Regions from separate parts of the Mus musculus genome. Here region 1 is linked to region 2. The links are chromatin loops, found by intact Hi-C in ENCODE. Cell type or tissue: left cerebral cortex. All regions are shown on one strand. Links, peaks and the distances in the headings refer to the core of each region. The heading gives the core; the rest is flanking DNA. Region 1 overlaps Kcnt2 (potassium channel, subfamily T, member 2). Region 2 holds the start of 4930590L20Rik (RIKEN cDNA 4930590L20 gene).

What was found. A loop is a pair of places that touch in the nucleus more often than their neighbours do. Peaks named below come from ENCODE experiments on the same cell type or tissue, not always from the same donor. Only the 100,000 strongest peaks of a DNase experiment are listed, where the experiment ranks them.
Region 1: it touches region 2 in a loop (2.4-fold over the local background); 12 of 42 quality-filtered maps call a loop at or near these places.

The regions. Positions count from the first base shown.
Region 1 is chr1:140,553,445-140,570,009 of GRCm38, forward strand. The region is part of intron 22 of Kcnt2 (potassium channel, subfamily T, member 2); the gene reads left to right. Among named protein-coding and RNA genes, the nearest start is that of 4930590L20Rik, 95 kb to the right of the region's middle. In left cerebral cortex, for the core only: no CTCF peak of the experiment used is centred there; DNase peaks (open chromatin) are centred at 7,551 and 9,031.
Region 2 is chr1:140,651,811-140,668,375 of GRCm38, forward strand. 4930590L20Rik (RIKEN cDNA 4930590L20 gene) reads right to left here and starts at 4,592. Exons shown (of 4, transcript NR_040604.1): 1 at 4,518-4,592. In left cerebral cortex, for the core only: CTCF peaks have their summits at 8,019 (motif pointing left) and 9,788 (motif pointing left); DNase peaks (open chromatin) are centred at 8,016, 8,289, 8,901, 9,416 and 1 more place; H3K4me3 peaks cover 680 bases.

The DNA.
Region 1 (16,565 bases), core at 3,200-11,199, 99 kb before region 2:
TCATGATTTCTCTAATTTTGGGTAATGTTAGAAGGGTACACAATTACTCATATAGAGATTTATGACTCAGCAATTCACATAGACTGTAAATACCTACTCAGGAAGTTAGAGACTACCTCATCAACAGATGTTTTTTGATTCTGCAAATGTCAGGAACAAACATCAGTGTTTCAGCTCATTCTTCTATTTGATGAGCTGCCTCAAGTGCAGATAGTCAGACTAACTTAGTAATACAAATATACAACAGTTTACTTATGTGTTGTTTGGGGGCAAGTACAAGGCCAGTTGAATAGAGTCAGATAAAATATATGGCCTCAGTGATGAGTTTCACCATTTTGACAGAAACTGCCTGAAGTTTGTGAAGATATACATTGCTAAAGGGGTTTTGGTTCTCTTTGTATATTTCTATCTCCATAGCAAAACATATACTATGATAGTCCACTCTTCCTATATTCTTCTATGGGTTTAGGGGAATCATGGGTATTCTCTGCTTACTGACATGGACAATAAGCTTGCTATGATTTAAATAAGTCTTTCAAGATTATACAGCGCTCACATCCATGTTGTATGGGAAACAGAGCCATGAGTGTTCAGAACAACCTCCAAGCTACCACTACACTTTAATACAGTAAAGGATGTCTAATGAGGGATAAATAGATCAGATCTCCACAAACAAATCCAGCAGTTAGGAGTCTGGGTCAAATTGTTGATGACATGTATTTTACCATTGTCTGAACAAGTGATATAAGATGGCATAGTAATGAAGAAGCCAGACTCTGGGGTTAGACTGGTCCAACCTTTCCACTACTTCTCAGTAATGGATCCTGGATTAATTATTTTCTTCTAGCTTTGGCATTCTTATCTGGTAAATGGGACTAAAAATAAATAATGGCATGTAAATGTATGGCTTATAATAAAGGTGAAACAGCCCAGTATTTTATTTAACAAGAATTTTTGTTATAGTAAAGGGGTAAATTATATTTGTTTATATTGTCACAAATAAGAACCCCAGTCTCTACAACTACTTATTTGTGTAAACACTTGATGTGGAAATATCATAACTGTAGATGATATTTTCAGTAAAAATGAGTTGCTGAACTAGTTTCATTAAATATTTCTTCCATTAAGTATAAAAAGGCAAAATGCAGATTTGTCTTATCTTTCTTTAAGCAGTTAATTAAAAATCAAATCTAGTGACAAATTAGAAATCCTTTCTAAAATCATATAAAACTTTATTTGGGTATGGAATACAATAGAAAGTATAACAAATTATGTTAATTACTAAGAAGCTTAGAAATATATCAATATTTCATATGTAACATTTAAATATCCAGTAACATACCTTTTGAGTGTGTATCAGCCAATTATCTATCAGTGCTCATTATGGGAAAAATCAAATCTGTATATCTTTGCAACAAGCAAGAAGTTATGTTACTTAGCAACAGGTCCTGCTGAACACTCATGAAAATCCATGCTGTGGAATCCCATTGGATTAAAAGGAAGATTTATTTTGAGATTTGTTGTCCAAGAGAGAGGTCAGTTTGAAAAACTTGTTAGGGTGCTGCAGTTAGAGGATGTGGAAAACCTGCTTGTTGATTGGATTACAGAAAGCAGGAGTCCTGGGATCTTTGCAGAGTCAAACGGTTTTCCTGGTGATGTATCACTGTCGATGTGTGAAATGTTGCTCTTGGGATGGAAGATACAGGGAGGGGAAATTGGTGCTCCTTCTTGGGGTTCTTAATATTATTTATAAAAACTTTAACTGGACTCCAGTGGAAGCTCAAGGGCAATTCTATTGATGTTTAAAAGAGAAAACACTCTAGGGTAGTCAAGTTACATATCAAGAATACATTGCTATACTTGTTCATTTAGGTTGGTCCTGGCAAATCTCTGTCTCTAGGGATCAGTAGACAGTTTCAGATGATCAAAGTCTAGAAAGAAACCCATGGAATGAGTCTTTTAAAACAATTAAAAATTGTCTTATGTTGTAGTAGCAGTAGCAGTAGTAGTCATGGTCATTGTTGTGTTGTCGTGTGTGTGTGTGTGTGTGTGTGTGTGTATGTGTGTGTGTATGTGGGTATACATGTATACATGTAAGCATGTCTTGCTACCTGTATGCTACACTGTACCTCTGAGGCACAGAAGGAAGCATTACTTGTCATGTATCCCCTCCCAGTGTGGGTTCCAAGGGTTCAACTGGGTTGTAGGCTTCTCTAGCAAGTACTTTTACCCAGTAAGGCATGTGCCAGCCCTGGGACCAAAAGTGTTCTGGAGTACTCTCAGAAGACTTCACCTCCATGAATTGTGTGGATTTCTTAAGCAAACAGTGCAATAGAAGGCCAGAGAGGCCTGCCTGGTTCCGATGCTTTATCAAATGTAAAGGTGACAAGTGCTTATCCTTAACTCCATCATCACAACAGCACATCAACACAATTACAGCTTCAGGTTCAAAATGGAAAAAATAGCTAAAAGCAGTATCACTGGACCGCAACTTTCCAACTGACAGTTTTGAAAATGTGTCACCGAAAATTTCATGATGATCCCTGGTCACATAATGCAGTTGCTAAACCTTGTCTTATGTTCCCTGAGGCTTACTTCAAGCTTCTTTCTACACTACATTATTCATATCAGCTCAGTCAATATATATATAAAAGAATATATAACTTACTCCTTAGGGCAGCTGAAAAAATTCAAAGAATTTTTAGACTACAGCTTCTTCCCTAAAACATAATAAACTCATGCATTTGTTTCTGATTGATTTCACAGCCAGACGTGTTCTCATAATTTCTTCCTGAATGTAGATTTTGTGTCATTTTCTACTTGTTTCTGCGATCCATGTTTTTCTCTAGTGTTCATGGGAGTTGGTTTCAGGTTATCGAGACAGTAACTTCGAGTCAGGCTTTGTTTTTTAGCTTCCTTTCACATTTCTCTATTAGTCCATCTTCCATTTTTTCAACACTAGAAGTAAACTGCACGAAATAACACTATTCCGAAAACCAGTGGTAATCAATTTGAATTTTCCATGAACTTATATTGGGATTAAGATACACTCCTCCCACTCATATGCCATTGGTTTATTCAATCGTGTAGTGACATCTAATGAGAGTTTGAGAAATGCAGTCCATATATGTCAAGAAAAAAAAAAAAAAACTAGCCAGTAGTAAACTGGACAGTCATTGTGCTCCTGTCATGCACAACTTGTTTCCTTCAAACTTGCACATCTTACTATTTTGCATTTTTAATCCATTTGCTTTTGTTTCATTGTTTTTGTTTGCCGAATAATTATCTTTCTTAGACATTTCTTGTAGAAAACATGCTACCCAGCAAGCATCACAACAGAAAGAGTATGAGCGATATGCAGACATGGACCAGGTGGGTGGAAGTAAAGAAAGAGAGCAGGAAGACAGGAGGAGGATTTTTCTTCTACAGGTTATATCTTATATTAATGTCACATGCAGACACACACACACACACACACACACACACACACACACACACCATACACACACACCATACACACACACACACACACCATACACAGAAACTCACATACCATTCACAGATATACAAACTACATATAGACACACACATACAAACACAGACACAGACACACACACACAAACACACACACACCTCATTTATTCATGTGATGTATGAACAACTTTCTTCACAACTGTTTCCTTTACCATGGCCAGTCACCAATGATAAAATAGTCAGACTTTACAATCATTTTACTTACACAGTGATGTGAGATGCCGAGTGTTAGGTCTGGATTGATAGGAACAATGTACAATAAAGTAAGAGACTAACCTCTACATCACCAGACTGTCCTTTAATAAACACAACGAAGGACAATAGTCTTCCCACACAAGAAGAAACAGCAGAGAATTGATATCATAATGGAAAGAGTCACATACAAACTTCTGTAGTTATTGGCAAGCCAAAGAATGCGGGAAGAATCTTACTAATAACTAAGGATGAACTGTGTGGGAGCTCTAGGAAAAATGTTAAAATTCTGTGTTCATTATGTGAAAGCAATAGGAATATTTTTTTACATCATCTTAAATAGTACTCAAATTAAATTAAATTAAATTAAATTAAGTTAAGTTAAAGGGAATAGATTATTTTTAGTCAACCACTGTGGATGCACAAAATGCCTTGCCAAAAATTGCCAGCTTTAAAAATAAACAAAACACTTAGGAATTATCATATGATAGGTAACACATGTATAAAACTCCTAAGACAATATTATTTAACTTTGCACCTTTCTGTACAGACAAATAACTTAAATAGTTTTCATTAAAAATTCAGGAAATATAATTGCAAAATTGAATTGTGGTACTGAATGCCAATACTGGGTTGGATTCACTAGTATAGTTTCGTGTAGTTTTAAAAACCCTATTTATTCTTTTCTTGTGAAATGTTTCAAATGAATTCAAAGAAAATATGATGTTTTATTTCTTTACAAAAGGTGATAAATATTATTTTTATGAATAATATTCACATTGGGCCCCTATGTGGACGCTGAATAGCCCTAGTGTGGAGTAAGGTACAACCTTACTGGAGGAAGGATATCACTATGGGGCTGGGCTTTGAGGTCTCAGAAGCCCAAGTCAATTCTCTCACTGCTGCCTGTGGTTCAAGATAAAGAACTCTCAGCTCCTTCTCTAGCATCAAGTCTGCCTCTACACTGCCTTGTTTCCTGCCATAATAATAACAGACTAACCCTCTGAATTGTAAGCCAGCCCCAATTAAATGTTTTCTTTATAAGAGTTGTTGTGGTAATGGTGTACTTTCACAGAAATAAAATCCTAACTAAGACATTTTCCAAATTGTATACCCTTGATTCTTTTTAGTTCTTGTATTGCTCTAGGTAGAACTTCAAATACTATATTGAAAAGACATTGGTAGAGTGGGCAGCCTTCTCCTATTCCTGATTTGAGTTGCCTCTGGTGGAGCAAGGGGTTTATGCCTGGATAGAATGACTTATTATAGAATGACTTAGAATGAATGGGGTTCTTGGTGCTGGTATGGCCTCTGGTTGTGAAGGCTCTGGGGAAGTATTGCTCATTCATGAGGTGGGGGCTTCTCTAAAAATCTTCATGCTAGTATAGCCTCTCGGGGATCAGGGTCTGCTGGAAGTGTGCATAAGAATGTGGGGATAAATAGAGGATGAGAGGAAGGACTTCAGGGCGAATTCTGGGCTAGCACTGGGAGAGTGTTGGTAAGGATGGTGGTAGGGTTTATCTAGGCTTCTTGGTACTTCTGCACAAGGTGTGAGAAAGAAAACAGTGACATAGAAAGGAGAGGATATTGATGATAGACTGAGATGGCCCTGGGTTAGTGCATACTTGGGGATCTGGCTGCTAACTTGGGTTCTGGTGGAGCAGAGGGATTCCACAGAAGTGGGCTAGTATATGGTGACCAAAAAAGGAAAGGCTATTAGCGGTGGGCTGGGACAGCTTGGGCAGTGTTAGTGGTCTAAAAACAAGAGGGGAGAGGCTTACCTGGGTGTCTGGGTGCTGGGTGTCTGGGTGCTGGGTGTCTGGGTGCTACTCTGTTGGAGTAGGATGCTTCTGCCAGTGGTGTGGACTGGAGCAGTTTTTTGAATTAATCTAACTTTATATCATATATTCTCATCAGGATTGAGTCATTTGTTCAAGACTTTATTTGTTAATATTTTTAATACCAGTAGGACAGAAACATTGCTGCAAAGTGTTTGATTCATTTTTGCTTTAAAAAGTGAATAGCACAAAGGGAGAAAATGATGAATGCAGAAGTATTCACACATAGCATAAAAACATCCCGGTGGAGCCTTTTCAGAGTTAGGTAGCATCGGAACCTCTAAATAAGGAGAGATCTTGGGATGCTATGGAAAACAATGTGCTATGTAAGCAAATATGAGTATTCTCCATGGTGTCTTAGAACCCATAAAAGAAATGCATTTTCAGGCCTTAACTAGATAACTATATGACTCCTTAGTAGCTCTCACTGAAAAGTCCTAATCAGATAACTTGGAAAGACCGTTGGAAGCAGATGTTGGTGACCCAAACTCTGGCCTCTGAATTTTCTATGTGGAGGAAAAAGATGCATCATGCCTAAGGACATGGGGGTGATGACTCCATGAGATTTATGATTTCATGTAATTGCTACCATAATTCTGTACTTTTTAAAGGGGGACATGGTGGAGTAAGTGAGAAGTATTATAAGTAATTGCAGTTATTCATAAAGAAATAAGGAATGTCTGGCAGGATGATTCTGATGCTGGAGCCTGAGAATTCTGAATAAGAAATGACTGTTAAAATGTGTATTCAATTACTTTAAATAATATTAATATTGTAGAATGTATTATATAGATGGTACTATGTGAAGTATATGGTATATATGAAGATATGTATGTATGTTCAAATTATGGGTATTGATGGTCATAAATTAATGTCTTAGTTTGTGTTTCCATTGCTGTGATGAGACACCATATCCAAGTCAACTCTTATAATGGAAAACATTTAATTGGGGCTGGCCTACACGTTCTGAGGTTCAGTCCATTATCACCATCATGCTGGAGGGGCTAAGAGTTCTACATCTTGTTCCAAAGACATCTAAGAGAAGAATGCTGTCTTCTAAGAAGCTAGGAGAAGGGTTTCAAAATCCACCCTATAGTGACACATTAACTTCAACAAGGTTGTACCTACTCCAACAAAGCCACAGCTCCCAAAAGTGTCACTTCTTTGGTTCAGCATATTCAAACCACCATGATATGTATGCATATGCATGAGTGGATGTCAGAGCACAATGTGTAGTAGACAGTTTTCTTCTCACACAATTGCAATCTTTGGGATTAAACTTGGGTCATCAGGTTTCATGGCAAGTGCTTCTATTTGCTGAACTATTTCTAAAACCAAAGAAGTAAAAATGTTAAAAAAGAAGGAAGTTTTAAGGAAACAGAGTTTAGCCAAAAGATTCATCTTGAACTTCATTAAAGGTTATCTGTGAGAAAACAATTAAATAAATAAATGCAGAGTCAAAGAGCCATCTAAAATGAAATGGTGGTGTCAAAAATCAGGCAGACTTTTACAGTTTCAATAATTTGAGGCAAATACTTTAAGAATGTTGTGTAGGTCATATGTAGCAGTCAGGCAGCTCAGTCTTCATGGCTGACTTGTCTGGCCTCAGTGGAAGAGGATGCCCATAATCAGGCTGAGACTTGATGTGCCAGGGTGGGGAGATACCCAGGGGGACCCCACTCTCTTCATAGGAGAAGAGGAGGGAGGTTGAAGGGAAAGACTCTGTGAGTGAGGGATCAGAAGTAGGAGCAGCATTTGGGATGTAAATAAATAAATAAGTGGATGAATAATCATAGTAAAAAAAGAAAACATGTTTAAATTCTTTAAAAAATGTTGTATAGGTAAATGTTAAGAAAAGCTACTAGACTTAGGAACTTTGTTGTCAGATGTCAGAGAGGAAATGAAGGCATGTAAAAGAATTGTATTTCAGACAGGGGCAGAAGCCAATAATTTGTTCCAATGAGTCTTGATTTGCTTTGCCTCCCACACTGTTCTATTACATCCAAAAAATGTCATCTCTTTCCATATGGTATTGGATTGCCACATAGCAAACAAGCTATCTGCCAGAATGAAATTTCTCATTCCAATTAAAGCATTTATATGTGATCACAAATCTACTCAAAAGACAGGTATGAGCAAATGTATCAAATCACCTTAAATCTTTAAGCAATGATGTAAGTATCACATACTCCTTTTAAGTGCTTTAGATAAATGCTTATCAGGAAAATAATTCTTTAGTAAAGCTTGGCTTGGATAAAAAATTCTATTTGGAAAGAAAAGTTTCTGCTTAGTGTGAGATGAAGCTGGAGGCCTTGCAGAGGATATACAAGTACTCTACTTATGATTCTATACTCATGTTTATGAGAATTTATTTTGTTTTTTTTATTTTGTTATTTTAACATTTTAATGAGAATAGAATTAGATCACTTATCGCCTTACTCCCTCCCTGTATCCCTTTTCATGTTTCCCTCCATACTCTTCCCACTGTGAAACTAACAGTCCTTTTTACTTTTATTATTATTGTTATATAAATATTTACACATATGCATAGTATACAAAGATAAGGGGGCCGTTTTTGTTATTTGTTTTTGTTGTTGTTGTTGTTGTTGTTGTTGTTGTTGTTGTTAATTATATGGCTTCAAGTTGACCACTCTGTATTTGCTGAATAATAAAGGGTAATGTTTCCCCTTCGAACAATTTTTAGTTAACAGTAACTCTTTGTCTAGGGGTGGGAGCCCATGAAGTTTCCCCCCTTCTACAACTTCATATCTATTGATTGTTCTGGTCTTGCTTATACTGTTATTTCTAAAAGAGACAGTTTCACAGTAGACTTTCTGGTATTCTGTCTCTTACAGTCATTCCTGCAGTAGTTTTGTGATGTTCCCAAAATCATAGCTGTGAGATTTGTAATGTGGGTATATGTGTTGAGGTTTGTATTCATGGGATCCACTGATCTCTGCATTGTGATTTACTCTGATGATCTCCGTTTTCTGTAGAGAAGCTTCTTTGAAGACGGGTGTTAGTTGCATTTATCAGTCAAAGGAGGCTCTGGAGAAAAGTAGGATTGAGGATCAGAGATCGGGAGCTAAGCCAAGGAAAGGTGGTTCATAAAACATAGCTCCATTTTTAGGAGGATTGCCATGCCTGCATGTGCTAGAATCAATAGTATACATAATTAGTATGACATAAAATCTTGGAGAGGAATTTTAATCTAACAACATGGCTGCTCAGGCAGTGAATTATATTTATAGACTGTCTAGTTCTGTGGGATCCAGCTTGACTGTAGGTATGCTCTAGATTACAGAATGATTTGGCTGAATACACACAAACCCATAATACACAGCTTTACTAACAATGAAGGCAAGTTTAGTCTGTCGAAGGAACCAACCATGTTTGAAAAAAAAAACTCTAATTGCAGAACAAAGTGATGAATCAGAGCAAGATCTGACATAATGAGTCAGAGATAGGAAATGCCCAACCTGCATGAGAAGAGAAGGGAAGGAAAGCTTACTTAAGAACAGAACACTGAGAAAAAGGATATGCATATGTGGACAGTTTTCACAGAAACAAGTCGGAGAAAGAACAAGCTAGACACAGGTGAACACAGAATTGGTGAGAGAATGAGGAAGAATATTAGAACATATTGCCAAAGTTAGTGTAAGACCAAGCAGAGCAATTCATGGGAAGCTGAGAACAACCAGATTAAATCAGTCATCTTGGAAGATTAGATTTTATGGGGGCGTAAGGATCGTTAGAACAGAGAAATGTTACTGACCTCAGGCCAAGGTGTGTATTTGAGCAGTGTGGGTACAGCTTTCATCTCATTGCTCCAACTGATAAAATAAAAGCAGTATTTACATCTAGTGCCCATCTGATCAAATAAACACCCTTTACAAAATGCAAAAACAAACAATACTAAAGGAAGGTTAAGTTGCAAAATAGAAATGAACAGGACACTCCTTCATATCTTCAGACTTCCATTAAGTAACTCCAGTGAGGCAAGAGAGGTATTGAGTATCCCTCCTTTTCTTTTCCTATTTTTTTAAATTTCTTACTTATAGCATATGAATGTTAAAAGTCTTAGTATCTTTAATAAGTTTTTGATGTATATGCAGTTACTAAAAATTGAACAATGTTTGTGCTAAAATGGATTTCTTTGCCCATCTGTAGACCACATGTTGTTACTGAAGTGTTTGTAAATAGCAGGAACAAAATACATGGTCTATTCTCTCATGGGACTGAGAGTGTAATGGAGACATATAATCAATAAACAACCTTCTAGAAAGAAGTAAGGAGTTATAGATTTCAACTGTGTAATGCAAGTAGTTGAAGATAATATTCAAGACTAATTGGAGGAGGCTGTTCTAAGGTGGTAAGCCTTTGTAGGGAAGTAATAGTTTTGTTACAATAACAACCAAACCAGTGAGGTAAAATGATGGGAAGGCACATTACAGGAAGAACATATGAATTCTTTAAGCCTATAAAAGAATATAACATATTAAAAGAATTATGATAGACTATAATATTTTCTAAGTGATTACTGTATCTAATATGTATAGATATTTTATTTATTGCAATCACAATGAGAAATGAATGAAATAAAAAAGTAAGTAAAATCTCCGAAGTCATAATTACTAAGGAGAAAAACTAAACTCAAACCTTGTTATATATTTCTGTAAATTGCCAAAGCATTCCATGATGCAATACCTGTTTGTCATTTTTAACAAATGGAAATAGCAACGAATCTTAAAATTTGGAAAAATGTTTTAAATGATGTGGTTGACCTGGAAAATTGTGTGAATGTAGGTTTGTATAGTTATTACATTAAAAAAATGTAGAAGAAATTTCTTAGATTTAGAAAATTTAACTCTATCAGAAAATAGACCAGCAGGTTAAACCTGTGTGAAGAAATCATGATATATTGAAGAATATCCACACTGATCCACTAAACTTATGAGAAATTTCATTTGGCTTGAGAATACATTCCAAAGATGAAAACATTTCTGTTTCTCTAAATAAGAAGTATTTTTTCTTAATCACAGAATTTTTGGTTTTCTATTCTCCAGGCATGTCTAGAAAAGTCTAATTATAGGGTAAATGGACTCAATTTATAAACAGAAACTGAGTTGCCAGGAAGGACATTAATTAGCAGTGAGCCTTTCTTGGGGTAACAAGGATTTGTGGTTAGAAAATGTTAGGTTTGCAAGTTATAGCAATAGACTTTAGCAGAAGACATAAATAACACTGTGCTAATGATAGATTTTGGAAATTCAGTAGATATACAGGTAATGGAGAGAGGCAGGACAAGGTTTCTTTGATAAAATTGGCATCTTTGATTAGGATTTACTAGGTAGGTATTCTGAGTTCAAATTTATTTATTTTTTCTTTTCCATTTTTATTAGGTATTTAGCTCATTTACATTTCCAATGCTATACCAAAAGTCCCCCATAGCCACCCACCCCCACTCCCCTACCCACCCACTCCCCCTTTTTGGCCCTGGCATTCCCCTGTACTGGGGCATATAAAGTTTGCGTGTCCAATGGTCCAAAGGATGGACCATGTAGAGACTACCATATCCAGGGATCCACCCCATAATCAGCATCCAAACGCTGACACCATTGCATACACTAGCAAGATTTTATCGAAAGGACCCAGATGTAGCTGAGTTCAAATTAATAAAGAGATGTTCAGGATAAGACTCATGGGTAGATTTAAGGCTGGATATAAACGTGAGCATGGGGACCTTCATTAAAAATTCCACATGAAGAAGTTAAAATTCCAAGTTCAATTTTTTCATGAAAGGAAGAACATAGAAAGAAATACGGGATGGAATCATGTCCTTTACCTATATACCATTTGATAAACTTTCAAAAATGTTTATTTTCACTGTAAACAGCAAAACTACAAAAATGGAGTTACAAATATCACTGTGGTATGCTCACTTAGAGTCATTTGTATATGAGGCATAGCATAGAAAGACCTTAATGGTTATATATTTTAAATTTATGAAAAACCAAAATACCAATTCCCATGGTGGTTGTAGCAATTTATATCTGGTGTATGCAGGTTCTGTTCTGAACATCCTTGTATTTGTTTTGTGGTCATGGCCATCAGAACATCCTATCACTCACTGTCAAAAGAAAAAAAGGAAAGTAAGCTTTTCTAAGAACCCCAAAATTGGCTTCATTAAAATATGGCCTTCTCCAAAACTGACCATATAATTGGTCACAAAACAGGCCTAAACAGATACAAAAATATTGAAATTGTCCCATGCGTCCTATCAGATCACCATGGACTAAGGCTGATCTTCAATAACAACAAAAATAATAGAAAGACAACATTCACGTGGAAACTGAACAGCACTCCTCTAAATGATACCTTGGTCAAGGAAGGAATAAAGAAAGAAATTAAAGACTTTTTATAGTTTAATGAAAATGAAGCCACAACATACCCAAACTTATGGGACACAGTGAAAGCATTTCTAAGAGGAAAACTCATAGCTCTGAATGCCTCCAAAAAGAAACTAGAGAGAGCACACACTAGCAGCTTGACAACACACCAAAAAGCTCTAGAACAAAAGAAAGCAAATTTACCCGAGAGGAGAGGAGTAGGCTGCAGGAAATAATCAAACTCAGGGGCATAATCAACCAAGTGAAAACAAGAAGACCTATTCAAAGAATAAACCAAATGAGGAGCTGGTTCTTTGAGAAAATCAACAAGATAGATAAATCCTTAGCCAGACTCACTAGAGGGCACAGGGAAAGCATCCTAATTAACAAAATCAGAAATGAAAAGGGAGACATAACAACAGATCCTGAAGAAATCCAAAATATCATCAGATCCTTATACAAAAGGCTATAACTTGACAATCTGGATGAAATGGACAAATTTCTAGACAGATACCAGGTAGCAAAGTTAAATCAAGATCAGGTTAATGATCTAAACAGTCCTATATCCCCTAAAAAAATAGAAGAAGTAATTAATAGTCTCCCAACCAAAAAAAGCCCAGGACCAGATGGGTTTAGTGCAGAGTTCTATCAGACTTTCAAAGAAGATCTAATTCCATTTCTGCACAAAATATTCTGTGAAATAGAAGCAGAAGGTACTCTACCCAATTCATTCTAGGAAGCCACAATTACTCTGATACCTAAACCGCAAAAAGACTCAACAAAGATAGAGAACTTCAGACCAATTTCCCTTATGAATATCTATGCAAAAATCTTTAATAAAATTCTCACTAACAGAATCCAAGAACACATCAAAACAATCATCCATTCTGACCAAGTAGTTTTCATTCCAGGGATGCAAGGGTGGTTCAATATATGGAAATCCATCAACATAATCCAGTATATAAACAAACTCACAGACAAAAACCACATGACCATCTCATTAGATGTGGAGAAAGCATTTGACAAAATCCAACACCCATTCATGATAAAAGTCTTGGGAAGATCAGGAATTCAAGGCCCATACCTAAACATGATAAAAGCAATCTACAGCAAACCAGTAGCCAACATCAAAGTAAATGGTGAGAAGCTGGAAGCATTCCCACTAAAATCAGGGACTAGACAAGGCTGCCTACTTTCTCCCTACCTATTCAACATTGTACTTGAAGTCCTAGCCAGAGCAATTCGACAACAAAAGGAGATCAAGGGGATACAAATTGGAAAGGAAGAAGTCAAAATATCACTCTTTGCAGATGATATGATAGTATATATAAGTGACCCTAAAAATTCCACCAGAGAACTCCTAAACCTGATAAATAGCTTGAGTGAAATAGCTGGGTCTAAAATTATCTCAAAAACTCAATGGCCTTTCTCTACACAAAGGATAAACAGGCTGAGAAAGAAATTAGAGAAACAACACCCTTCACAATAGTCACAAATAATATAAAATACCTTGGCGTGACTCTAAGGAAGTGAAAGATCTGTATGATAAGAAATTCAAGTCTCTGAAGAAAGAAATTAAAGAAGATCTCAGAAGATGGAAAGATCTCCCATGCTCATGAATTGGCAGGATCAATATAGTAAAAATGGCTATCTTGCCAAAAGCAATCTACAGATTCAATGCAATCCCCATCAAAATTCCAAGTCAATTCTTCAACGAATTAGAAAGGGCAATCTGCAAATTCATCTGGAATAACAAAAAACCTAGGATAGCAAAAACTCTTCTCAAGGATAAAAGAACCTCTGGTGGAATCACCATGCCTGACCTAAAGCTGTACTACAGAGCAATTGTGATAAAAACAGCATGTTACTGGTATAGCGACAGACAACTAGGCCAATGGAATAGAATTGAAGACCCAGAAATGAACCCACACACCTATGGTCACTTGATTTTTGACAAGGGAGCTAAAACCATCCAGTGGAAAAAAGACAGCATTTTCAACAAATGGTCCTGGCACAACTGGTGGTTTTCATGTAGAAGAATGCAAATTGATCCATTCCTATCTCCTTGTACTAAGGTCAAATCTAAGTGGATCAAGGAACTCCATATAAAACCAGAGACAGTGAAACTTATAGAGGAGAAAGTGGGGAAAAGCCTCGAAGATATGGGCACAGGGCAAAAATTCCTGAATAGAACAGCAATGGCTAGTGCTATAAGACCGAGAATCGACAAATGGGACCTCATAAAATTGCCAAGATTCTGTAAGGCAAAAGACACCATCAATAAGACAAAACAGCCACCAACAGATTGGGAAAGGATCTTTACCTATCCTAAATCAGATAGGAGAATAATATCCAATATAGAAATATATATATATATATATATATATATATATATATATATATATATGTATATAGAACTCAAGAAGGTGGACTCCAGAAAATCAAATAACCCCATTAAAAATGGGGCTCAGAGCTAAACAAATATTCTCACCTGAGGAATACCAAATGGCTGAGAAGTACCTGAAAAAATGTTCGGCACCCTTAATCATCAGGGAAATGCAAATCAAAACATCCCTGAGATTCCACCTCACACCAGTCAGAATGGGTAAGATCAAAAATTCAGGTGACAGCAGATGCTGGCGAGGATGTGGAGAAAGAGGAACACTCCTCCATTGTTGGTGGGATTGCAAGCTTGTACAACCACTCTGGAAATCAGTCTGGCGGTTCCTCAGAAAATTGGACATAGTACTACTGGAGGATCCTGCAATACCTCTCCTGGGCATATATCCAGAAGATGTTCCAACCAGTAAGAAGTACACATGCTCCACTATGTTCATACCAGCCTTATTTATAATAGCCAGAAGCTGGAAAGAACCCAGATGTCCCTCAACAGAGGAATGGATACTGAAAATGTGGTACATTTATACAATGGAGTAGTATTCAGCTATTATAAAGAATGAATTTATGAAATTCCTAGGCAAATGGATGGACCTGGACGGCATCATCCTGAGTGAGGTAACCCAATCACAAAAGAACTCACATGATATGTACTCACTGATAAGTGGATATTAGGCCAGAAACTTATAATACCCAAGACGCAAGATACAATTTGCGAAACACATGAAACTCAAGAAGAACGAAGACCAAAATGTGGACACTTAGCCCCTTCTTAGAATTGGGAACAAAACACCCATGGAAGGAGTTACAGAGACAAAGTTTGGAGCTGAGAAGAAAGGATGGACCATCTAGAAACTGCCATATCCAGGGATCCATCCCATAATCAGCCTCCAAACACTGACACCATTGCATACACTAGCAAGATTTTGCTGAAACGACCCTGATATATCTGTCTTTTGTGAGACTATGCTGGGGCCTAGCAACACAGAAGTGGATTCTCACAGTCAGCTATTGGATGGATCACAGGGCTCCCAATGGAGGAACTAGAGAAAGTACCCAAGGAGCTGAAGGGATCTGCAACCCTATACGTGCAACCACATTATGAACTAACCAGTACCTCCCAGAGCTCTTGTCTCTAGCTGCATATGTATCAGAAGATGGCCTAGTCAGCCATCAGTGGAAAGAGAGGCCCATTGGTTGTTCAAACTTTGTATGCCTCAGTACAGGGGACAGGGCCAAGAAGTGGGAGTGGGTGGATAGGTGAGTGTGTGGGGGGCAGGGTATGGGGGACGTTGGGATAGCACTGGAAATATAAATGAAGAAAATACCTTATTAAAAAAAAAGAAACAGAAAAAAATGTGGCCTTCAGTTTCTACAAGAACTAGATTTCTTATGCGCGTAGCTGTTTCAGTCTGTCAACATAAAGATGGCTGAGAAGAAATAATCTTGTTTGAAGTTAATGTCCAGTAAGTACAAGATTAACTTTCTTTCTTAGATGCCTCTTTCAATTGTTAGTACATGAAACATTTGCTCTCTTCATTTCCGCATCTTTGGTTTGTTTTGAAGAAAGGACTCCTGTAAAATATAATTGTCTCAAATCTAAGCCTTCCAAGTTTGTAGCATGGCATTCAAATAATAGTGGACTTATGGTTAAAGAAACTACTGTGCTTTGTAATATACATGCATACTTATTACACATAAACTTTTTTTTGAACATGTAAAGGAGCTTCTATGTAAATATGTGTGTGTGTGTGAGAGAGAGAAGCTGAGACAGATTGAGAAGTAAATTAAAATGATGGTGTGTGGTATAAATATTCACTTTATCTGAGCAGCTATTCCAATATTGCTACTTTGAAATGTGGCCAATGTGCCACGTCCAATGTACCATAGACTGACGAGCTTAGGGGGTCTCAGGTTAGGGAGCTTACTTGTGACATGAAGAGTGGTGGAAGGCACACATTTTAGTTCAAAGCTGGCACATGGTCGAAGGCCTTTGGCTCATAGGGCACTGATCCCTTTCATGAGAACTCTGTCTCGATAAGATGAAATTAGTTTCTCAGAACTCGACCCTGCAATGTGATAACCTTGGCAGTTTGGACTACAACACATCTATTTGGGACAACATGACCATTTCAGACCAGCCTAGGTTCGTATATGCATAACGTTTTTCTCATATATGATGATATTTTAAGGCAAATCTTGGTAGCATGATGTG
Region 2 (16,565 bases), core at 4,063-12,062:
CTCACTCATAGCATGGGCAACACACTTACTCCTGCCAACTCATCTTCTAGTCTGTCATGTACCTGACTGGCCTGTATACAATGTACATGAGTAGCTATGTCTCTTAAAAGAAATAGGTCAACAGGGCATAAACATGGCATAAAAGTAAAGTGGTTGTATTGCAAATAGTATTATACTTCCCATGTTTTTAATTTTAGATCATCAATATTCATAACTTTTCAATCCTGAACTGACATATGTGAACCATTTGGTTAGCATCATTTACTAACTTGCTTTGTGCCTTGCTATACCTCAGTTTTCTTCCTTGTGTTCTCTCATAACAGTCCTTACCCACTCTCCTAGACTGACATTCATTTTCCAGGCAATTCAATCAACTTCATAATAAAGTAGTAAATATATGAATTATTCACTCTAATGATTACCAACTTCAATCACATCAGTTTCTCTTCACTAATCTGATTCACAGTGAATCTGCCATGGAAGTTGTCTACAGTTCTTTTTATGCCTTTTGGTCACCCTATTTATCATTCAGTACTATATGATCAGAATGTTTAGAATGCCTCCAAACCCCTGAGGTATTTTGCCAACATTTGGAAAGGCTTAGTTTGGGACAGTGAAGCTCTTTTCTTTGTGATTAGTGACTTTGGAATGGAAATCCTCACTAGCACCTTTTATCAGTGAGAACACAAAGAGAAGGAACCTCACATCTAACAGAAAGCAAACCTTACAGTCAAAAGTGGCATGGATCCTGCTCATAGCTGTTCCTGATTATAATATGTTAAATAGTAAGGTTCGTTTATACAGTTCTCAGTTTATAGGACTTTGTTGCATCAGTTATTTGCACTGCAATTCTTTAATTCCTGCTGTTTTCTCACTATGTTGACAGAAATTATTGATAAAATTGGAACATTATTTCCTGATTATAATATTATCTGAAAATAAGCATATAGGAATTCATACAAATAATACATTTTAATGAACTATTTTTATCTTCTATACTTTTGATTTATAAAAAAAGACATGGACAATTCCACCTCTAACAACAAAAATAACAAGAAGCAAAAATCACTTTTCCTTAATATCTCTTAATATCAATGGACTCAATTCTCCAATAAGAAGATATAAACTAACAGACTGGTTATGTAAACAGGACACAACATTTTGCTGCATACAGGAAACACACCTGAGATTCAAAGACAGACACTACCTCAGATGAAAAGGCTGAAAAGCAATTTTCCATGCAAATGGTCCCAAGAAACAAGCTAGAGTAGCCATTCTAATATCGAATAAAATCAACTTTCAACATAAAGTTATTAAAAAAGATAAGGAGGGACACTTTATACTCATCAAAGTAAAACCTACCAAGATGAACTCTCAGTTCTGAACATCTATGCCCCAAATGCAAGGGAAACCACGTTCATAAAAAAAGCTTTGCTGAAGCTCAAAGCACACATTGCACCTTACACATTAATAGTGGGAGACTTTGACATCCCACTCTGAGCAATGGGCAGATCATGAAAGCAGAAAATAAACAGACACACAGTGAAACTAACAGACGTTGTGAATCAAATGGATTTCACAGAGATCTACAGAACATTTTATCCTAAAACATATTTTATCTTCTTCTCAGCACCTCATGGTACCTTCTCCAAAACTGACCATATTTTTTTCAAAAAACAGGCCTCAACAGATACAAAACATTGAAATTATCCCATGCATCCTATCAGATCACCACAGACTAAGGCTGGTCTTCGATAACAACATAAACAATAGAAAGCCCATATACTCGTAGAAGCTGCACTCTACTCAATGATAACTTGGTCAGGGAAGAAATAAGGAAAGAAATTAAAGACTTTTTAGAGTTTAATGAAAACAAAGGCACAGCATACCCAAACTTATGAGACACAATGAAATCAGTGCAAAGAGGTCTGAGTGTTTCCAAAAAGAAACTAGAGAGAGCACACATTAGCAGCTTGACAGAACAACTGAAAGCTCTAGAACAAAAGGAAGCAGAGAGATCCAAGAGGAGTAGAATATAGCAAATAATCAAACTTAGGGCTGAAATCAACCAAGTGGAAACAAAAAGAACTATACAAAGAATTAACCAAACCAGGAGCTGGTTCTTTGAGAAAATCAACAAGGTAGATAAACCCTTAGCCAAACAAACCAGAGGGCACAGAGACTATCCAAATTAACAAAATCAGAAATGAAAAGGGAGACATAACAATGGAAACTGAAGAAATTAAAAAAATAATCAGATCCTACTACAAGAGACTATACTCAACAAAACTGGAAAAACTGGATGAAGTGGACAAATTTCTAGACAGATACCAGATACCAAAGTTAAATCAGGATCAGATAAATGATCTAAACTGCCCCATATCCTCTAATGAAGTAGAAGGAGTCATCAGTAGTCTCCCAACAACAAAAAGCCCAGGACCATATGGGTTTAGTACAGAGTTCTCTCAGACCTCCAGAGAAGACCTAATACCAATACTCTTCAACCTATTCCACAAGATAGAAACAGAAGGAACACGAACCAATTTGCTCCATGAGGCTAACATTACTCTGATACCTGAATCACACAAAGACCCAACAAAGTAAGAGAACTTCAGACCAATTTCCCTTATGGATATTGATGTAAAAATACTCAATAAAATTCTCACGAACTAAATCCAAAACTATCATCCATCATGATCAAGTAGGTTTCATCCCAGGGATGCAGCTATGGTTCAACATCCATCAATGTTATCCACTAAATAAACCAACTCAGATTAAAATCACATGATCATTTCATTAGATGCTGAGAAAGCATGTGACAAAATCCAACACCCCTCCATGATAAAAGTCTTGGAAAGATCAGGAATTCAAGGCACTTATAAACATAGTAAAAGCAGTATACAACAAACCAGTAGCCAACATAAAACTAAATGGAGAGAAACTTGAAACAATCCCACTAAAATCAGGGACTAGGAGAGGCTGTCCACTCTCTCCTTAACTGTTCAATATAGTACTTGAAGGCCTAGCCAGAGCAATTAGACATTAAAAGAAGGTCAAAGTGATACAAATTGGAAAGGAAGAAGTCAAAATATCACTATTTGCAGATGATAGTGTACTTAAGTGACCCAAAAATTCCACCAGAGAACTCCTAAACTTGATAAACATCTTCAACAAAGTGGCTGGGGATATAAAATTAACTCAAAAAAAAAAATCAGTGGCCTTCCTCTACTCAAAGGAAATTAAGGAAACCACACCTTTCACAATAGTCACAAATAATATAAAATATCTTGGTGTGACTCTAACTAAACAAGTGGAAGATCTGTATGACAAGAATTTCAAGTCTCTCAACAAAGAAATTGAGGCTCTCAGAAGAGGAAAGATCTCACATGCTCATGGATTGACAGGATTAATATAACAAAAATGGCCATTTTTCCAAAAGCAATCTACAGATTCAATACTATCTCCATCAAAATCCCAACTCAATTCTTCACAAGGGCACAGAGGAAAATTTCTTGAACAAAACACCAATAGCTTATGCTCTAAGATCAAGAATTCACAAATGGGACCTCATAAAATTACAAAACTTCAATATGGCAAAGGAAACTGTCAATAGGACAAAAAGGCCACCAACAGTTTGGGAAAAGATCTTTATCAACCCTACATCTGATAGAGGGCTAATATCCAATATATACAAAGAACTCAAGAAGTTAGTCTCCAGAGACCAAATAACCATATTAAAAATGGGGTACAAAGGTTAACAAAGAATTCTCATCTGAGGAATGTCAAATGGCTGAAAAATCACTTAAAGAAATGTTCAACATCCTTAGTCATAAGAGAAAGTCAAGTCAAAATGACCCTGAGATTCCACATCACATCAGTCAGAATGGTTAAGTTCAAAATCTCAGGTGACAGCAGATGCTGGCGAGGATGTGGAGAAAGGAACACTCCTCCCTTGCTGGTGAGATTGCAAGCTGTTACAACCATCTGGAAATCAGTTTTGTGGTTGCTCAGCAAATTGGACCTAGTACTACCTGAGGACCCAGTTATACCACTCCTGAGCATATACCCAGAATATGCTCCAACGTGTAACAAGGACACATGCTCTACTATGTTCATAGCAGCTTTAGTTGTAATTGCCCAAAGCTGGAAAGGATCTAGATGTCCTTCAACAGAGGATTGGATACAGAAAATGTGTTGGAGTACTAATCAGCTATTAAAAAGGATGAAGTCATGAAGTTCTTAGGCAAACGGATGGAACTAGAAAATATCCTGAGTGAGGTAAAACAATCACAAAAGAACACATATAATATGTACTCACTAATAAGTGGATATTATCTCAGAAGTTCAGAATACGCAAGATACAATCCACAGACCACATGAAACTCTAGAAGAAGTAAGACCAAAGTGTGAATGTTTCAGTCCTTCTTAGAAGGGGGAACAAAATACTCAAGGGAGGAGACACAGAGACAAAGTTTGGAGCAGAAGGTGAAAGAAAGGCCATCCAGTGACTGTCCCACCTGCCGATCCATTCCATATAAAATTCCGGTAATCTCTGAGGAGAGCCGTGTGTGCCGCGAGCAATCGCCATTATAAGATGGCGCGGGCCTCCGCTGTGCCTAACTAGTAAACAAGCCTTGTACGCAGGTGCGAGAGTGAATTCACTCCTAGTCACTCCCATTATCGGGGTGTAATAGTGGGGTGATGGGCAAGCAACAAATCAGGAGCTGTCACGCCATATCAGGTGCTGAAACGTCACGCTGCGGGTTATAAAAGCAGCACCATTTTCCCAGTTTGGGATCTTCCTGAGAAACAAGCAATAAAGCTCTTGCCGCGGAAGATTCTGGTTTGTTGCGTCTTTCTTGCCGGTCGAGCGGGACGCAATACCAAACCCAGAGACTATTGAGGATACCAACAAGTGCTTGCTAATAAGAGCCTGTTATAGCTGTTTTCTGAGAGGCTCTGCCAGTGACTGACAAATACAGAAGTGGATTCTCACAGCTATCCATTGGACTGAGCACAGGGGCCCCAATGGAGGAACTAGAGAAAGGACCAAAGAGCTGAAATTCGGATTTGAAATCCCATGGGTGGAACAACAATATGAACTAACCAGTACCCCCAGATCTCCCAGGGACTAAACTACAAACCAAAAAGTGCACATGAAGGGATCCATGGTTCCAGCTGCATATGTAGCAGAGGATGGCCTGCGAGATATCAATGAGAGGAGCGTCCCTTGGTCTTATGAAGGCTCGATGTCCCAGTGTAGGGGAATGCCAGGACAAGGAAGCAAGAGTGGGTGGGTTAGTGAGCAGGAGGAGAGGGGAGAGGATAGGAGTATTTTCAGAGGTGAAATGAGGAAAGGCGATACAATTTGAAATGTAAATAAAGAAAATATCTGATTAAAAAAGACTTGTAAAATTTAAACCATTTTTAGTGGGAGAAAAGAATTTAAAATTTTTCAGAAGCGTATTTTGTATTCAAAAGGGTACAAAATTAAATCTGAGTGGGGTTTTAACATGAGTATAAAATCTTAAGGCTAATAAAATGTTCTTAATGTGTACAGTTCTTGTGCTAATTCATTTTTATAAAATATAAAGCAGAATAGACACATTTAATTGATCTGTGAAAATAATTTATCTAGCATCAATGAATCTAATATTCACCATGAAAGGCTGATTTAAAAATGACATTTTCCAACACCAGCATTAGTCCCAGCTGTATTTGCGCTTGACATACCAGTAAGGCATATTATTATAAAATAGATCAATATAAGTTTTAGGAGATTTTGGAATATTCAACAAATACATGAAATCTAAAATCATTATTGATCAAAATTCTACCACTAAATCAGTGCTTTTAATAATTTTACTTAGAGTTATCTAAATTATATGTAGACATGTTATAACAATAAACATTATATAATACTTAGTTGTATTTCAACAATACACAAATAATATATAATTTATAATTAAGTAATATATATTATATACATAGGTGCATTTATTATTTTGTATCTTAAGTTTCAAATTTAGTAATTTAACGTGCGATTCTCCCAGAGTCTTTAAAACACTTACATAGCTACACAATATTCCATCATTTACGCATTCTTTATCAAAGGCATTTTGTAATATCTGTTTTTAAAATACTGTGTTTTAACTTCAAGCCTACTGTCATGTGTTCTACTCTGTGACTCTTAGGCTGTGTAATATATATTTATGACCTTTTTTTTTGCATGACAGTATAATTAATATTCTGATCAGTTTTTTTCAAGTCTGTGTGTCTGCAACTCTGCGTAGAGCTAGAAAGCCTCTCACCCAACCATGTTTTACTCTTGATGTCTCAATGGAAATGAAGACAGTCATAAAAACTTTTTTGGTCTCTCAAAGGATTACTTTGGGACAAGAATGAGGAAAAAATTTTAATTTGAAGCTTGCTCCTTTCCTCCTCAGTTTGAAATCTCTAATCCTGAAGCCACTGTGTGCCCTAGTGAGCCTTTTTGGCTAACCATTAATAATACAGGCTTTGTTCTGCTAGGGAGGCTTCCGGATGTTCAAGGAAGTCTGTAATCAGATGTCCAGGGCTTTGATTTTGTGCCTCAACATCAGGAAGCCTGTATAGCCACATAACTAAAGCATGCTCTTTTAAAGCTCTTTCAGGGTCTGAGTTCTCAGGCAGAGAATAAGGTCACTATTTATAGAAATTCAGTGTCCAACTTTCTGAACACTTCAATAGTTTTAAAAATCACTGTCAAACAGGTTATCTCAAGACTTTCAATAATAGCATATAGCTAGAGATAAATTATTATTACCAATAAATCATTTACAGGTGAAATTATATATATATATATAAGTTTTTTTCTTAATATCACCACTTAGAAGATTATATCTAATGAGTATGAACACTAGTCAGCAAAAGCTGACAGTCACCAAAAATATCAGAATTTTAAACTAATTAAGTCATATATTTTGTACTTTTACAGCTTTAAAATAATTCTTTCTAATTGAAAAGAGGGTGGATTCAAGGAATGAAGGAAGATGAAGTAGGCAGTAAGGCAGGGAGGAGCTGATCGGCCTTGAAGTGGTATTTATCGAATATGGAGAAAGGTCTATAAACTTGATACACCATTTATTATATGAAAGTCTCTAAGACAATTATGAATAAAGCCAATAGATTAAGTACAGAAACACATACTTCAACTCTATGGATTCATATAGCACTAGACAGACCTAATATCACATTCAGTTGTAAAATAGCTGAGTTTCTTCACTGAGACCAAGGACAAAATGACAATAGTGACCTTTGCCATACTATTTATCACAATCCTGTACTCACTACTGAAAACAACTAGGAAAGAAAAAGAAATTAGAGTTACAAAAATTGGACCTGTAAAGTACAACTTTCTCAATCTTATGACATGATTGTATAGAGAACATAAAACTCTTCATCACAACAAATGTTATTATCAAATCTGTGAATTTAGAGTGCAAACATCTATACATAAATATTAGTTTTATTTCCATTTATAGTGATTAACCGTCTAAAAACAAGCCTGAGAGAATTATTCTGTTTTTTTGTTTTGTTATTTATTTATTTATTTATTTATTTATTTAAGCATTCCAAGTAGGGAACAATTGAGTAAATTTACCGAAGGAGAGAAGTAACAAAAGTATATAGCTAGAGCTACAAACATCAGAAAGGGAAAAGGGAAGTCACAAATCCAAAAAAAGGATTATAACTTTCAGCAAGAGGAGATTTAAGTGTGTAAATTCTTCCTTGGATTCTACACAATCCATATTAACTTCTAATAGAAAACTTCTAACTCCAGCAGTCATAGAAATCTAGTCTTATAATTCTCACCTGCCAACAAGTGTCCTAAATGGCTGCAAGTTTTAAACAAAAGATCATAAGGCCTTAACCCTATGTAATGGAGTATAGGCAAATAAGGAACGCTGAGAGAGAGATACATAGCCTTTTCCAGTGAAGAACATACTGCCTGATCATCTGATGCCCTCTGCTGGTGTGCGGGAGAGAGCTATAGTGTACTCATATAAATAAAATAAATCTTAAAAAAATTTTTAAAAAGAGATCAAAAGTGTGATGCCAATTCTAGATATGAGAGCAAGTATTTGGTGACTATATTACTTCTAAGGGATTAGTAGCAACCATAAGCCTTGGGGAGATGATTTTGTGGGTAAAATGCTCTTCAGGCACGCCTAAAGATCCAAGCCTGATTCAACCACCCACAGAAAATGCTGAATAAAATAATGCCTTAAGCTTTGTTGTATACATGAGAGTGAGTGAATTCATCAGGATTTCCACCCCCAAAATTATGCTGTGCTTAAATATGGCTAAAATAAGCTGCTTGGTGTCAGACTGTAGAAATTTGAATGACTACCAGCTAACTAAGCCATGTTGAGCCAGATTTCCCTCTTGTCTCTTACATGTTGTTTTTCTGCCATCTGCAAGCATTTACAGGAGCTCTCCAAAGTGAAGAGAGTGGGCCTTAATTTTTTTAACACAAACATAATACATATGAGGTAATTGACATGTTTATCAATTATATATTGGTAATTATTTCACAATATGCATATAAGACATAAGGTCCCATATTTTTAAATGTATACATTTGTTCTTTGTAAATTATACTTTAATAAATTTATGTAAAAGGAAATAACTTTCATTTTAGTGTTTCAGGATGATAGGTTGTCTGACATACATCAAAACACCACAAAATAGATTTTTGAAGAAACTATTTCCATGAAAGAAAAACACGGTTTATTCAAATGGCATTTCAATTCTTTGGATGGTGGTGGATGCTTACAATACCACTGCACAGAGGGTTAAGATAGGAAAATCATGAGCTCAAGCTCGGGTCCTTAAAATCCCCTATAATTAGACTTTCAGAGGATTGAACTCCTCTGACCTTCTTGGGCATGGCAATAACATACACATACATACACCAAGATACAGACAGATACACATAACTAAAAATCATAAAAATAAATCTTATAACAGGACTTCATGAAAATTATCTTTGATTTATATAAAAAAAATGCCAAAATTGTTATTCTCAGAATGGTCTAGGACCATGAACTACTATGATGATTGCATTGCAATCTTGAATTTTTTTGAGGTTCATAAAAGGGTCACCCCACAGTTAGTAGCCCTGTCCTCCTGACACAAGGAAACCAAACAGTGTGCAGACTGTCAAAAACCCAAAAGCCAAACTTTAAAAATAATCTCTCCGTTTCTGTTTTTCTTCGTGGAGATCTTAATTGTTTGCTGCCTTTCTAAATAAGTCAACTTTCAAGAAAACAGCAGATGGTGAGAAAGGAAAAGGCCGTGGCCAAATTAGCGAGATCGTCTTCGCAGCTTGTTATAACTGAGTCTGTTATTCTCAAATGCTTGCTCTCTGACAGCTACGCTAATGAACCCCGAGTACAGGAGAGCAGAATGTTTTCTTCTATTAAACAAGAAAGAGTAAACAAACGCCAATAAGTGACACAAAACAATCACAACGTTTCTTATCTTTGAAAGATGAATCAGTTTTACGATTAATTAATCTCCTTTTTATCTTAGCCAATGAGCAAGTCGTTAGAAGGGATAGAATCTCCCTTCCCAGTTCCCAGTGCAAGAAAAAATAGCTCTGAAAATACAAAATAAGTTGGAGGAAGGCATCCACCAACTAAAATGTTAAAGTCTGAAGATTTACTGTGAAAAACATACACAAATATGCAGTTCGGAATAGATTAGATGGTGCTTTAGTCTGAAATTGCTTTGTGATAGCACCATCTTGTGGTCAATGCTAAAACAATTCCCTTTTCTAAACAAAACAGGGCTAAACGGAGCTACAGTAAAGCTTCTTCCGTAAAGGCCAGTACATCTTGATCTTTTAATTAGATTTTATGTTAAAATGTTATGTTATGTTATGTTCTGAAATTTATTTCTATTATTAAGAATTTCTCAAACTTATAGGATTTGGTGGTGCCAGCTTTTGATCCCTGTGCAAGAGGGGTACAACAAGAGGCTCATAGATTTAGGACACTTAAGAACATGTGTCTTAAACAGAAGCAATGTAAATCTTTTTAATTTTATAAGTCATTTGAACTACATTCCATACTAATTATTATTTTAAGAAATACTTAATGATTTTGGAAGGCAGTTATGTTTAAGAAAAGAAATGACATATGTTACAAGTATGAACTTACTTAAACCACAAATATATTTTCATCTAACAATATATTTTAAGCATATTTGGAATAAAGCACATTATTAGCAAACCTTTACAATATTTTAGTTCTATGGGATTGATAAAAGGCCACGAATCCTTTACACTGTGATATGACAGATGTCACAGTGCAATAAGACAAAGGTCACCACAGTTTCAAATTTGCAGGAGTTTTGCAGCAAATGCTTTGGAACATCTTGTGCTCTAGTTTTGTGGAGTGTTTTTTTGTTGTTGTTTTTGATAAGTCCCACACTATTTTCTTTTCCTCAGATGCTGTCTGAAAATACCTAATTCTCATGAGCTTTCAACACTGTCGCGAATTTTGTGTTTGTTTTTGTTCATAATGCAAAATTGCTATGGATTCATGAAGAGCTTGAGTTTAAAAATCTACCATTGATGCCCTAAGTCCACAATCAAGAAGGCCACAGGAAATAATACCAGGAGGGAATATTCTATCCAACCTCTTTCTGCATATCTGAAAAATAGGATGAGGATGAGAAACTCTGACTCCTCCGTGTGGAAAGTCATAGATGTTTCCATAGGGTTATCCTTTCCATTTGCCAAGCTTCAACTTCCAACGGGAGTAATTTTTCCAAGTCCAAATAGTACAGGCTTTTCTGTATTCAGTTTTAGATCGTGCCCACTGGATAGTATGGCAGTGGAAGAGAACGTGGGTATTCTCTCACCAGGAATCCATGTTTAGGAAATATGGCCTCCACAGGTATTTTTGCGTCTTCTGTAGTTATGTTGCTGAATAGCACATGGACTTCTGTATATATTCAAAGAATCCTCACTAAAGTGTATACTCTGGTGATATTTCTTCCCTGCCTGGTGGTATTCCTTTGAAGGAAAGAGCACACATGAGTTGCTCTATGTGCACAGCCAATAAAGTCTCCCTCTTGCCTCACAGCCTGTATTCTGTCTGGACTGTTAGCTAGCCTTCTCATTGACTTGACTAAATCCCTGACTCAAGCAATGAGGTAACAGGAAAGGTTTATTTTCCTTCATGGTTTTAAGGAATTTCAGTCCATCATTCTGGATAAGGCATCGTTCTCTAATTAAGAAATCAAGATTCTTATTAAAACAGTTGACTTTAGGCTTGGCAGGATGACAAAAAGTAGAGAATACCTTTTTTTTTAATGCCAGAGAACCAGGATGAAGAAGAAGAAGAAGAAGAAGAAGAAGAAGAAGAAGAAGAAGAAGAAGAAGAAGAAGAAGAAGAAGAGGAGGAGGAGGAGGAGGAGGAGGAGGAGGAGGAGGAGGAGGAGGAGGAGGAGGAGGAATCAATTCAACTTCAATATAATAGGTTTTTGCTTCATTGTGATGCAAGTGGAACAGTGTCTCCAGACAAAAACTGCAAAGGTTGAGCAGATTCAGAAACCCTGGTGATTCTCATATCTGAGAATGGTAGGCACTTCATTTACTCCCTACCCAGTTCATGACCATGCCATCAAACATGAAGATCCTGAGGACTAGTCAAGTAGCACAGATCTCAGAGTTCTCCATGCTAATGAGACATAGATTGGCTGGTCCTGGGGGTTTAGCCAATAAGCTTCTCTTCCCAGACATTCCTTCTTGCAAAAAGTATTTAATTTCTGGTCCACCTTGAGTAAGTTGCATGCACCCATTTTCTATGATGAATATATAGTTTGGACAAGCAAAGACTGTTTCTCAAATCAAGAATCGCCATGGTGGAAGCCTTCAACACTGAGCCGTGCCCTCCTGACTCTTGGTTCCCAGTGGCATCAGATGCCTGGGAGTTTGGGAACCCCAACCTCAGCCTCAGCCTGTGCCATTTCTCACCTCTGTTGGAACCTACCTCTAGAGCAGCATTCCACCTCCCCTGGTGTTCTTCCAGCCAAGGCACCACCATGACAGAGAGGATGGAATATAGTCTAGTGCCTCCCAGATATGTCTGCCCTAATGGGGTTCCCACAACCCAATGGTGAGACAGAACTCAGAACCACACTACATCGTATATTTTATTTTCTCAGACATGGCTGTTATCTCTTAGAAGACTGATCTTTTCTAAGGAGAGGCAGAAGAGTGGATCTGGAGGGAAGGGGAGGTAGGGAAGAACTTGGAATGAGTAGAGAGAGGGGAAACTGTAATCAGGGTATTTTGCATGAGAAAATAATCTTTTCAATTAAAACAAACAAAAAAAACCCAACAAACATGAGAAAAAATAAAATAAAGCCTTAATGAGGCAGAAGGTAAACAGAGAGCTCACAATAGTCAGAACATGATTCATTTTAGCAAAGGAACAATGGTGATGAAATACCAGTTCCTTTATGAACACTATGCTATAGATGAGCAGATATATACAATTACTAAAGATGGAACTCTTAGCTCCTTCAGTCCCATGTCTGCCTGGATGCTGCCTTGGTGATAATGGACTGAATCACTGAACCTGTCAGCTAGCCCCAAGTGAATGTCATCCTTATAAGTGTTGCCTTGGTCATGTTTTCTGTTCACAGCAGTAAGACCCTAACTAATGCACATTACTAATTCCTTGCGAGAATTTTGGCTGGATTGATAGTGTACAAGTCTTTTGAGAGTAACTATACTTGTTGCCTGGTCTTGATTATCATAATCATGAACAGAATTCAGAATTTTGCAGCATTTCTCATCATCCTTCACTAAAGATTCATGTTGAATGAAGCCAATATCCTCTTTTGCCTGCCGACCAATAATGACATTAGTGAAAAAAGTAGTAAAATCAGAATAAAGTGTGAAGTTTAGTCAATAGTGTTGTATTAATAATAATTTCATAATTTAGGAAAAGTTACAGTTTATAACAGAGAGTATTCCAGAAAACTACAAGTAATAAAAATGCAATATCCTAAAAAGAAGTCTCAACTGATACACCTCCAATGATACTCTCTCATATAAGGCTCAGAGAACATTGCAAAAGAACATTACAATATTGTGGGATCCAGAACATCAGGAAATTTGCTGTGTGATTGTATCTCCTGGTAATGACAGAAGCTACTCCCAGAAAGCCTCACCAACCTAACTGTTGAAACATAAGCTGAACATAGACAAAAGGAGACATGCTTAGGTGGACAGTAGAAAGCCCATAAGGACTAAAACCTACACAAAAACTATAGGAAACTAAGGAATGCTGATAGTGGGAGAAATAGTCTTAACCTATACCAAATGATTAGCCTTAAAAACACATTTAAATAACAATATACGGCTGTGTAGCTTGTACTTACAAATTTAGGATTATATCTGCATATGCATATACATATATGCATGTAACAACAATTAATGAAAAAAGTCCATGAATATTAAAAAAAAGAGCAAGAAGGAATATATGGGAGGGTTTGAAGAAGGAAGAAAAGGGGAAATAGTATAATTTTATTCTCATCTAAAAATAACCTACAGTCTTCTAGTTTTTCTTAGTTTTTCACTTGTTAACTTTGAAAACAACTAGATGTTACTGTATGGAAATTAAAGAGTGAAACAGCAGATTGCAAAGAGTAGATGCTAAAGATAAATACTTATGCTTATAATTTGCGCTCAACTACACCTCTCCTGACAATCTTCCTTTTTCCCTGTATTTATAAACATACTTTAATAATTTATGAACATACTTTAAAATTAATTAAAATATACTTAGCATGTTTAGCAATAAGCACCTTACCTATGAGTGTCTGTAGATCTTTCAAAGGGTGAGAAATAACAGGCTACACTGGAGTCATGTAGTCAAAGAAGCTAAAGATAAGTAATATAAAACTAATTTCTGTCAGAAAATGTCCTCAGCATGAATCATTAGATACATTTATAAGATCAGAGGATAAAATCTTCCATTATGCTTCAGGGGCTGCCTATTTATCAAGGATGTTTGAATTCCAGTGAACACCACCTACTGTTCTCTTCCTGTTAAGAAACATACATTCAGTACATATTCTCTAAATGTGCATTGAACATAGCCTATGATTACTGTAGGATGCAGGAATTTAGATATTTATTAGGAGAATGTAATACTGTTCACATTTTGTATGTAGAAGGTACAGTCTTTGGTAATACTCTAACAATATTCTAATAAATCAAGTAAGAAATGTTATTTGAGAGTAGAAAGGGAAGTCAATGCTGTTGTTACTCGTGCGAATGGTGGGCTAGGCAGGTTATATCACTTAAAATTGTGGATTTATGTTCCAATATTCTTACCAAGAATTTTAAGATTTCAGAGGTATTATTTTTAGTAGAGTCTTATTTAACAGTGCCCCTAGTCCTGGTAATTTATCACCAAATGTCTCATTAGTTTAGTATGTAACTTGGTCTCAGCCAGATGACACTCATTAATTACTAAGTAAATAAAAATCACTCTTAAGTGTGATTATAGGACGTAAAACACAGGACACTTAGAGACATGAATGCATAGGAAAAAATATACTGTGAAGTAATGCATACTGTGAAGTGTGTATTATTTTGTCAATGCTGTATGCCTTCTTACCTCCATGTTCATATCATTAAAAAAAACCTTTTCTCCATTTTATTTTTGTGTGTATTTAATGTTTGCCTTCTTGTTGCTGTGACAAAACACTGCTCCAAAGCAACCTTGGGGGTGTGTGTGTGTGTGGTATTTGTTTTAGAGATTATGGTCTATCATCAAGACAAAGAAGCCATGGGAAGAAATCCAGAGGAGCTGAAGGAGAGACCTTAGAAAAACTCTGCTTACTTGCTTGCTTCATGACTTTACAAGATAACTCTCTTTAATAGCCCTGGACCAGTTGCCCAGGGCTAATACTGACCATAATGATCTTCACCATCCTATTTCAATCAGAAATCAAGAGAATGCACCTCACAGAAGTATCAACAGATAAATATAATGGCAAAAATTCTTCAGACGAGGTTTGTTTGCTTGTTTTTTTCTTACAAAGGATATCTAGGTTTCAGTCAAGTTGACAGAAAATTATGATGATGAATATTATTGGATATTTTTTCCTTCAGAAGATTTAAAATTCTTAAAGATTATAAAATGTGTTTAAAATCTTTGTGTAAAATCCTTAATATAGTCATTTACGTTACGGGATAAATTTTATGCCAAAAAATACAGATATCACAAAATAATGTTAGACATGTTTTCAGACCATAATCAGCCACTTGCATTCCCTGTCATGCAACTGAAATGTATCCTAGAATCTTTCCAAAGTTATTTCAAACAAAGAAAAGCAGCTCAGAAATAACACAACAAATATTCTCAAAAATCTGCTGCTATATGTTTTAACAGGAACACAGTTTGGTTAAGTCTTCATGAATGATAGTAGAGGGCTGATAACTCAGGCTGCCTCAATTGATTTTAAATTGGAAATATATGTTGGTCATTAATATTTCCCCTTTTTGTGAATTATATTTTACCAACTCAGTTTCCCCTTTCCATTTATGAAAAGGAAACTTTCCTCATTCTGTTTAGGAAAATGTTTGTAAAATTCAGTCACACCATCTCAATTGCTATAGGAATAAACTCTTGACATATTTTACAAAATAGTCAAAAGACAAATTTTTAAGGGCACAGGGCACTGGAACAGCTGAGCAGCTGCTCAATTCTGGTCTCCATCTGTACCACTGAGCAAAGGCTGTCCTACAACCCTCTGCTCCCAAATCCTGACAGGAGAGATCTGTCTCCCAGGAGTGCTCCTCTGCCTAAGCCCAGAGGTGCTTCACTACTTTCCCTCCAATAACTGTCCAAAGAGGGACTATGTGAAAGATCTGTATGATAAGAACTTCAAGTCTCTGAGGAAAGACATCCAAGAAAATTTCACATGATGGAAATATGTCCCATGATCATGATTTGGTCAGATTAATATAGTAAAAATGGCCATCTTGCCAAAGGCAATCTACAGATTCAATGCAATCCCCATCAAAATAAAAATTCAAATCTTCATAGAGTTAAAAATAGCAATTTGCAAAGTCATTTGGAATAACAAAAACTAACAAACAAACAAAAGAACCAGGAAAGTGAAAACTATTCTCAACAATATAATGACTTCTGGGAGAATCGCCATCTCTGACCTCAAGCTGTATTACAGAGCAGTAGTGATAAAACTTGCATGATATTGGTACAGTGGCAGGCAGGTAGACCAATGGAACAGAATTGAAGACCCAGAAATGAACCCACACACCTATGTTCACTTGATCTTTGACAAAGGAACCAAACCATGAAGTGGAAAAAAAGATACCATTTTCAAAAATGGTGCTGGTTCAACTGGAGGTCAGCATGCAGAAGAATGGAAATCAATCAATTTATATCTCCTTCTACAATGTTCTAGTCCAACTGGATGAAGGACCTCCGCACAAAACCAGATACACTGAAACTAATAGAAAAGAAAAT